Linked DNA regions of Homo sapiens: region 2 is linked to region 1. Evidence: read pairs that join two places in POLR2A ChIA-PET (ENCODE). Cell type or tissue: A673. All regions are shown on one strand. Links, peaks and the distances in the headings refer to the core of each region. The heading gives the core; the rest is flanking DNA.

What was found. ChIA-PET counts read pairs that join two places held together with the same protein. Peaks named below come from ENCODE experiments on the same cell type or tissue, not always from the same donor. Only the 100,000 strongest peaks of a DNase experiment are listed, where the experiment ranks them.
Region 2: POLR2A ChIA-PET joins it to region 1 with 5 read pairs; 2 of 35 experiments call an interaction of 5 or more read pairs at or near these places.

What each region holds. Positions count from the first base shown.
Region 1 is chr12:118,337,262-118,341,660 of GRCh38, forward strand. The region is part of intron 1 of TAOK3 (TAO kinase 3); the gene reads right to left. Among named protein-coding and RNA genes, the nearest start is that of TAOK3, 33 kb to the right of the region's middle. RefSeq lists a silencer at 3,925-4,152. In A673, for the core only: no CTCF peak of the experiment used is centred there; DNase peaks (open chromatin) are centred at 152 and 1,850; H3K4me3 peaks cover 855 bases; H3K27ac peaks cover 2,858 bases.
Region 2 is chr12:118,152,425-118,156,823 of GRCh38, forward strand. All of the region lies in intron 19 of TAOK3 (TAO kinase 3), which reads right to left. Among named protein-coding and RNA genes, the nearest start is that of PEBP1, 18 kb to the left of the region's middle. RefSeq lists a silencer at 1,526-1,726. In A673, for the core only: no CTCF peak of the experiment used is centred there; no DNase peak of the experiment used is centred there.

The DNA.
Region 1 (4,399 bases), core at 98-4,097:
ATGCTGGTGAGGATATGGAGAAACTGGATTTTTCAGTGCCCAACTACTCTCTTACATGTAGAATGGTACAGCCACTCTGGAAAATAGTGTGACAGTTTCTTATAAAACCAAACACATAATTACCATACAACGCAGCAGTTGCATTCCTGGGCATTTGTCCCAGGGAAATGGAGAATTATGTTTACATAAAAACTTGTACGAGAATGTTCACAGCAGCTTTATTCCTAATCGCCAAACGCTGGAAACAACCCAGATATTCTTTAATGGATAAAGGATTAAACAAACTATAATACATCCATACCATGGAAAATTACTCAACAACAAAAAGGTATTAACTATTGACACACAACTCAGTTAAATCGTCAGAGAATTACACTGGGTGGGAAAAAAATCCACAAAGGTTACATACTGAATGATTTCATTTGTATAACATTCTTGAAATGACAAAATTATAGACATGAAGAACAGATTAGTGGTTGCCAGGGATTTTGGATAGAGGGTGGTGGAAGGGGGATGGGAGGGAAGTAGCTGTGATAATGTAGCCTCATGATAACACTTCTTCAATCTTGACCATTGTGGTGGATATATAAACCGACATGGGAAAATTTCATAGACCTAAATATACACACATGTAAAACTGAGGAAATCTGAACAAGGATGGGGAACTGTATCAATATCAATATTCTGGCTGTGATACCATCTTATAGATTTGTATGATCTTATTGTTAAGGGAAATTAGATAAAGGGTACACCCGACCTCTCAGTATTATTTCTTACAAGTGCGTGTAAATCTACAATTATTTCAAAATAAAAAGTTTAAAAGAAATCCATGTAGCTCATGTACAGTTATATATTCATCATTCACTTCTTTAAGCATTTATTGAGTTGCTCTTTTGTGTGAAGCATTAGCTTATGTGCTGGTGGGATGCGGGTGGGAAGATGGAAGGTGGGCAATATACAGAGAGATACTGAACAGAGACCCCACCTTCACAGATGTCACAATTGTGATTATATGGATGTTTTTGTGATTCTTTAACATATGTGTCCTTCACTAACAGAGGGAAGAGACAGCGACTGTTTTAATAACTCTATTTCCAGTACCAAACAGTGTCTGGAACATAGTACCTTTTAGATTAATACCTCCAAATGAATGAATGATTGCATCAATCAATCAATAGAAGGGATGATTACCACCAAATGGTTACAATACAGTACAAAAGGTGTTTATGAAAACAGAGGAAGTGGGCTGGGCTTGGTGGCTCAGGCCTGTAATCCCAGCACTTTGGGAGGCCGAGGTGGGCGGATCACAAGGTCAGGAGCTCGAGACCAGCCTGGCCAATGTGGTGAAACCCTGTCTCTACTAAAAATACAAAAATTAGCCAGGCGTGGTGGCCACGCGCCTGTAGTCCCAGCTACTCAGGAGGCTGAGGCAGGAGAATCACTTGAACCTGGGAGGCAGAGGTTGCAGTGAGCCAAGATCGTGCCACTGCACTGCAGTGTGGTCGACAGAGTGAGACTCCGTCTCAAAAAAAAAAAAAAAAAAAAAAAAAAAAGAGAAAACGGAGCAAATGAATAACTAGCCCTGTCTGAGGGAACTGGGGAGGCTTTAAAGATGTGATCTTTTAGTTGTGTCTTACAAGATAGGAGATGGGAAGTGGAGAAAAACCACTCCAAGCAAAGAGAATAGAACATTCAAATGCACAATGTGATAAGAAAAGCATTGCGTACCCTGGGACCAGCAAAGAGTGTGGTGTGCTGCTTGAGTTTATAGTTCTTTACTGAGAGAGGCAAAGGATGAAGCTAGAACTGTGGATGCTACAGGAAAGAGATTTGGACTTTCACATGAACAACGTGGTGACACTAGAGTTTTGAAGCCAGTGAATGATAATCAGATTTGTCACTTATTAAGTTAACTCTAAAGGCAGTGATAGGATTCACAGCAGGGAGAAGAGACAAGCTGAGAAACCAACACAAGAGTTGGAAGTAAATGAAAATTCTCCGTTCTTCATCATACTTTTTTTTTTTTTTTTTTTTTTTTTTGAGATGGAGTTTCGCTCTTGTTGCCCAGGCTGGAGTGCAATGGCGCGATCTCGGCTCACCGCAACCTCCGCCTCCAGCGTTCAGGCGATTCTCCTGCCTCAGCCTCAATTTTCCGGAAAACTCAATTCTCAAATACACTGCGTTAATGGAAGTTAAGTCTTCAAAACTACTCTCCTGAACGGTTTATAACATTGTTATCTTTAAATCTGTGTAATGAATCATATCAGAGGGCTTTGAAAGAGAGATATTTATTAAGCATTTTAGTTGCTCTTTTTTTTTTTCGAGACGGGGTCTTACTCTGTCGCCCAGGCTGGAATGCAGTGGTGCGATCTCGGCTCACTGCAACCTCCACCTCCCGGGTTCAAGCGATTCTGCCTCAGCCTCCCGAGTAGCTGGGACTACAGGCGCGCCACCATGCCCAGCTAATTTTTGTATTTTTAGTAGAGACGGGGTTTCACCATGTTGGCCAGGATAGTCCCGCCTCGGCTTCCCAAAGCGCTGGGATTACAGAAGTGAGCCACCGCGCCCGGCTTTAGTTGCTCTTTTCTATAGATTCTTCCAATACTTTATAGATTTTAATTTGAAATTCCTCTTTTCCCAACTTTTAAAAGTTTGAAATAATAAACTACTATTCATATTTCACAAAATCTTGCATGTTGTCAAATTATTAATATCTTAACCACCAAAAAACGATCACTTCCACATACCATTCCTGCTACTGAGGAATTACACTTATTTCTCTTAAAACACAAAATAACTATTTTAGCAAAAAATTAGATACAGCTTCAGTAACTAAGATATTGATCTCTGGAGAGAATAAACCATATGCCTGAAATATGGAGAGTGACTAAGTACTTTCCACATATTTCTGTGTATATATACATGTATTTGTTTGTGATAAGATGCAGATACAGTTGAATGTTAACTATAATGTAACAATAACTTGCCTGTGGACACCCCACCTTCCCTCCCAAGAGCAAAAAAATTTTTAATCAGGTTGGAAAGGGAAGAAAAGTAAAGGTGTTATATAAAATTCATTGTAGGCACAGTAAAGTGACTCCTTCTCCCCCTTGTTTTCTTTTGACATCATGTGACAATTTTAAGAGCTCTTTTCTCACAGCAGAGAATAAGGAATATGGATTATGAGAAGAAAAATTTTTTATGAAAAGAAAATGGGGTGGAATTTATTGTAGGTAATGCTTTTATGTCATTTTACAAGGAATAAAGACATCTAAATCATTTTTATAAACCTCATAGATGGTTATTAAATATTATTTTTTGGACTTTCTAATTATAGAAAATGTTAAATAAAAAAGTAACAGAAGAATATAATAAACTGCCTCATACCCAGCTTTAACAGTTATCAATTCATGGCCCACGTACTTCCCACAGCACTCCGTTATTTTGAAACAAATCCTAAATAAATCATTTCATCTATAAATATTCAGAATGTATGTCTAAAAGATAAGAACCATAAAAAAAAAAAAAAACATTGGCCGCACATGGTGGCTCATGCCTGTACTCCCAGTGCTTTGGGAGGCCAAGGAAGGAGGACTGCTTGAGCACAGGTAGTCAAGGCTGCAGTGAGCCACGATTACACCACTGCACGACAGCCTGGGCAGCAAGTGAGACCCTGTCTCAAAAGAACAAAAAGAAACAAAAAACATTAACTCTACCATTAATATATCTAATTTTTTTTTTTTTTTTGAGACAGAGTCTCACTCTGTTGCCCAGGCTGGAGTGCAGTGGCGCCATCTCAGCTGACTGCAACCTCTGCTGCCCTGCCCCAGGTTCAAGGTATTCTTGTTCGTCCTCAGCCTCCTGAGTAGCTGGGAGTACAGGCACCTGCCGCCATGCCTGGCTAATTTTTTGTATTTTTAGTAGAGACAGGGTTTCGCCATGTTGGCTAGACTGGTTTCAAACATCTGACCTCAAGTGATCCGCCTGCCTCGGCTTCCCAAAGTGCTGGGATTACAGGAGTGAGCCACAGCACCAGCCTAAATTTTTTTTTTTAACCTAAAAATTTAACGATAATTTTTTAATGCCATAAAATACAAGGTCAAATTTTCAAATCTCCTAAATGGTCCCATAAATTTCTTTTATTCCATTTTTTTCTATATGAGTCCAAATTAGGTCCATCTGTCCAAATTTTGTTTTAATGGCAATAATGCAATGCATTTTAAAAATTAAACTTAGAAGTTTTAATAAATAATTAAATCTAATATAAAAACCAGATTAAGTTGCCCTAGCAGGGCAACGTTGACTATGTGTACTACAAATGTATGGACACATGATCAAGTTAAGTACTTAGGAGAAAAGGAGGGGAGGGTTGACTTCATTTTTGCCTTTTATCAAAACA
Region 2 (4,399 bases), core at 296-4,295, 180 kb before region 1:
ACACACACGGTCATGCACCCTTGCCTACAGCCCTTGGTGGCCTACAGCCCTTGGTGACTACTGGAAGAGGTTTCCTCATTTGGATTGAAATTGGTTGCCCCCTCAAAAACACAGATGCTCTGGGTACATTCAGAGTTGGGAATCAAAAACAGTCAAGTCTGCCCAATGGGCTACAATACCAAACACATTCTTTTCAGTATGATCTGAAACCACAGCAGCAGGCGTCAGGAAGGCTACACCTGTGGGCTTTGGAGGTAGGCTCCTGGGCTTGAATTACAGCTACACCATCCACTTTGTGTGTGTCACACCTTGGCACATTACCTACCTCTCTAGATCTCATGTGTTTCATTCTCAAGAAAATAACAAGAATAGTTCCTATTGCCTGAGATTGGTGGGAGGATTAAATGAAAGAATTAATATAAAATCCTAGGCACAGTTCTCAATGCATTACAAGTTTTCAATAAATAGTAGTGGTTATCATTATTTCGGTTTCAACTGATCATGTCCTTATTTCAAGTTCTTTAACCCTAAAATCATTTAGATATGCTTAGCTCTAAAAAATTGATTCCAATTTCCATAAAACTTGAGGAATATACCACAGTACTGTTATGCTCCAAGTAGTAATGTTGGCACCTATTGTTGGCTATAAAAGTTACATTGCTAGCCAGCCAATCCAAAACTCCAAATGGTTCAAAATCTCTTCCCTGGCTGGTGGCTCACCTCTGTTATCTCAGCGCTTTGGGAGGCCAGGGTGTGAGGATTGCTTGAGGCCTGGCATTCAATACTAGCTTGGGAAATATTGTGAGACCCCCATCTATACAAAGATTTTTTAAAAAATTAGCCAGGCATGGTGGCATGTGCCTGTAGTCCCAGCTACTTTGGGAGGCTGAGGCAGAAGAATCTCTTGAACCCAGGAGTTCGAGGCTGCAGTGGGCTATGATCACACCAATGCACTCCAGCTTGGCAGACAGAGACTTTGTCTCATAAAAAAAAAATCTCTTCCTCTCAGAGGGTAGGTAGGCTTGACAATTTTAAGAGGCATAACTGCTTTGAAGCAGTGCCTGAACTTTGTCTTATACAAGATACCCAGATCCTGCGTGGAGAATGAACCAAGTAGAAGCGCCAACTTCTCAAAGCAGAGTAGAAGGTTTCGGACCATCAGCAGGACAGTGTTTAGGAATGATGACCCTGGGTTGCAGGCTTGGTTTGGTCCAATTTTGGCAGGCCCACAGTTTGGCTGAGAACTATGAGATTAGAACCCTTGAATCAGTCCATTTACCCTGAGCTTATCTGTGTTTCCTTATTGACCACTTTTCCAAGATACTTATTCTCCACCTTATGTACAATTTGTGACAATATACATATCTTGATTGAAAAATTACTTTTTGAAATGTTATATTAAAATAGTTTTAGTTATTTGCATGTATCTTCTTTTAGTACTTCTGGAGAAACATACTATAGAGATTAAAGGAACAAAATAAATTACATAATCATATTTCCAAGGTACCTTCTAAAAATTAATCCTAACCAGGTTTCATTAAAACCCTTAAAGAGGACAGACAGTTCTCATTTTCCCAGTAAGGAATGAAGGGATAAGAGACACTAGACACAATACATAGTCTTTGGCAGGAACAGACTCACAGGTAAATGCCAAAGGATTTACTGGCTCCCAATGAGGGTTGTTACTGATTCCCTCTTGATATGGGAGGTTCCTTATCAGTAAAGGCAGTGAAAGTCCTGTTCTTTTCTACTTGTCTGCATTAGTTGCTGTAAGCCCCAGCTAAGTGGGTGAGAGGTTCATTCTATGGTCAATTTAGACCATCTAAACATCTAAATATCTTTAAACATTTAGAACATCTCCATTTCCTTTTGTTTCTGGCACGCTATTATTATTAGCAGTAACTGGTACCATTGTTCTGTACCAGCTCTGACTGATGGCCCAGTGCTAGAAATCAGAGGATATTCCAGCATTTAGTTTTTATCACCCAAGGTTACACACATCAAATCCATTAAAAAGTTGTTTTTTCGTGGTTTTTGAGACAGTCTCACTCAGTTGCCCAGGCTGAGTGCAGTGATGTGATCTCAGCTCACTGCAACCTCCTTCTCCCAGGTTCAAGTGATTCTCCTGCCTCATCCTCCCGAGTAGCTGAGATTACAGGTAAGTGCCACCAGGCCCAGCTAATTTTTTGTATTTTTAATAGAGATGGCATTTCACCATGTTGGCCAGGCTGGTCTCAAACTCCTGAACTCAGGTGATCCGCCTGCCTTGGCCTCCCAAAATACTGGGATTATAGGTGTGAGCCACCGTGCCCAGCTCCATTAAAAAGTTTTATAAGAGTATAGGTAAATATGTCTGATCTTTACAGTGGCTTACACTGAAGATACGATAAGAGGCAACATAATGTAGAAGCAGCCAAGCATACAGGCGCACAGGATTCCCCCCAAGATGGGTTCAAATCCTAGCTCTACCACTAATTAGCTATGTGACCTTCCCCCTTATCCCCCCAAGCCAGTGGTTGGCACACTACAGCCCATGGGCCAAATCTAGCCTGGTGCCTGGTTTTGTAAATATATATATATATTTTTTTTTGAGATGGAGTCTCACTCTGTCACCAGGCTAGAGTGCTGTGGTGTGATCTCAGCTCACTGCAACCTCCGACTCCCTGGTTGAAGCGATTCTCCTGCCTCAGCCTCCTGAGTAGCTGGGATTACAGGCACGTGCCACCATGCCTAGCTAATTTTTGTATTTTTAGCAGAGATGAGGTTTCACCAGGTTGGCCAGGCTGGTCTCGAACTCCTGACCTCCGGTGATCCACCCGCCTCAGCCTCCCAAATTGCTGGGATTACAGGCATGAGCCGCTTCGCCCAGCCATAAATAAAGTTTTATTGGACATTGATAATACTCATTAATTTATGTTTTGTCTATGGCTGCATTTGTGCTACAATGGCAAAGCTGAGTAGCTGTGACAGAGACCCTGTGGTCCACAAAGCTAATTACTATCTGTCCCTTTACAGACAAAGTTTGCCAACTCCTGTCCTAAGAAAGTAGCTTTACTTCAGTGAACTTCAGTTTCCTCACAGGTAAATTAGGGTCAAAACAGTAACTACTTCAAAGGGGTTTCACAAAAATGAAATGAGGTAACACTTATGAGATGTTTAACATTGATTGTACTTGCCACATGGTAAGTAGTCAGTAAAGGATGCTGTAATGATCACACACTTATCTTCTCCCTGTCTCAGAAGAAAGGGCATTTCTCTCCTTTTATTCAAGGGTAATCATTGACCTGTATTTCTGATCCTGTTCTCTCTCATCTTATTTATTTTTTTTAAGAGTCCCAGTCTTGTTCTGTTGCTCAGGCTGGAGTGCAGTGGTGTGATCATAGCTCACTGCAGCCTTGAACTCCTGGGCTTGAGTGATCCTCCTGCTTCAGCCTCCCAAGTTACTGGGACTACAGGCATGTGCCACCATGCCTGGCTAATTTTTGTATTTTTTGTAAAGACAGGGTCTTGCTATGTTGCCTAGGCTGGCCAAGAATTCTTGGCCTCAAGTGACCCTTCCCACAAAGTGCTGGGATTACAGGCGTGAGCCACCGCGCCTGGTCTCTCCCATTTTATATAACAAACATTCATTGAACGCTTGTTGTATGCCACACATTGTTGCAGAGGCTGAGCATATAAAGATTAACAAGACAAAAACCCTATCAACCTCCATGTGTCTATCAACTTCTTCCTTCTCTTTGCCTTTCATCTCCCTCTGCAAACCTTTCCTCGCACTCATTCTGATCCTAACCCTCTACTTCTACCGCTCACATTAAGGTGACCCATGATAGCCTGGAAGTGGCCTGTTACCTGACCTTCCAGCAGCATTTGGTATTGCTGACTGCCCCTTCCTTCTTGAAATCTTTGTCTTCTGAGATACCACAACTTCTTGGTTTTTGTCTTCCCTCTCTGACTATTCCCTTTCCAGTAGTCCTTACCTACCTGGTCCTTAAATGTGGGTGTTCTTAAGGGCTTTGTCCTGGGCCCTCTTCTTCCTCTAACCGCTCTTCCTAAGAATCTCATCTATTTCAAAAGCCTCAATTACCATCTACATATGTACAAATGACTCCCACACTAAACCTCTATTTCAGACTTTCCTTCTGAGGTCCAGACGAGCTCCTGTAGTCTACCAGAGACATCCTCCTCTGGATGTTTCCCAGGCTCTCAGGCTCCCCGCAGCCAATACATCACCTTTTCCTTCCCACACCCCAATCTGTTCCACTTCCTTTTTTACCATATAGGTAAATACAGGTAGACCATCATCTACTGCTTTATTTTTGTTTTTTTTTTAGATGGAGTCTCACTCTGTCACCCAGGCTGGAGTGCAGTGGCGTGATCTCGGCTCACTGCAACCTCTGCT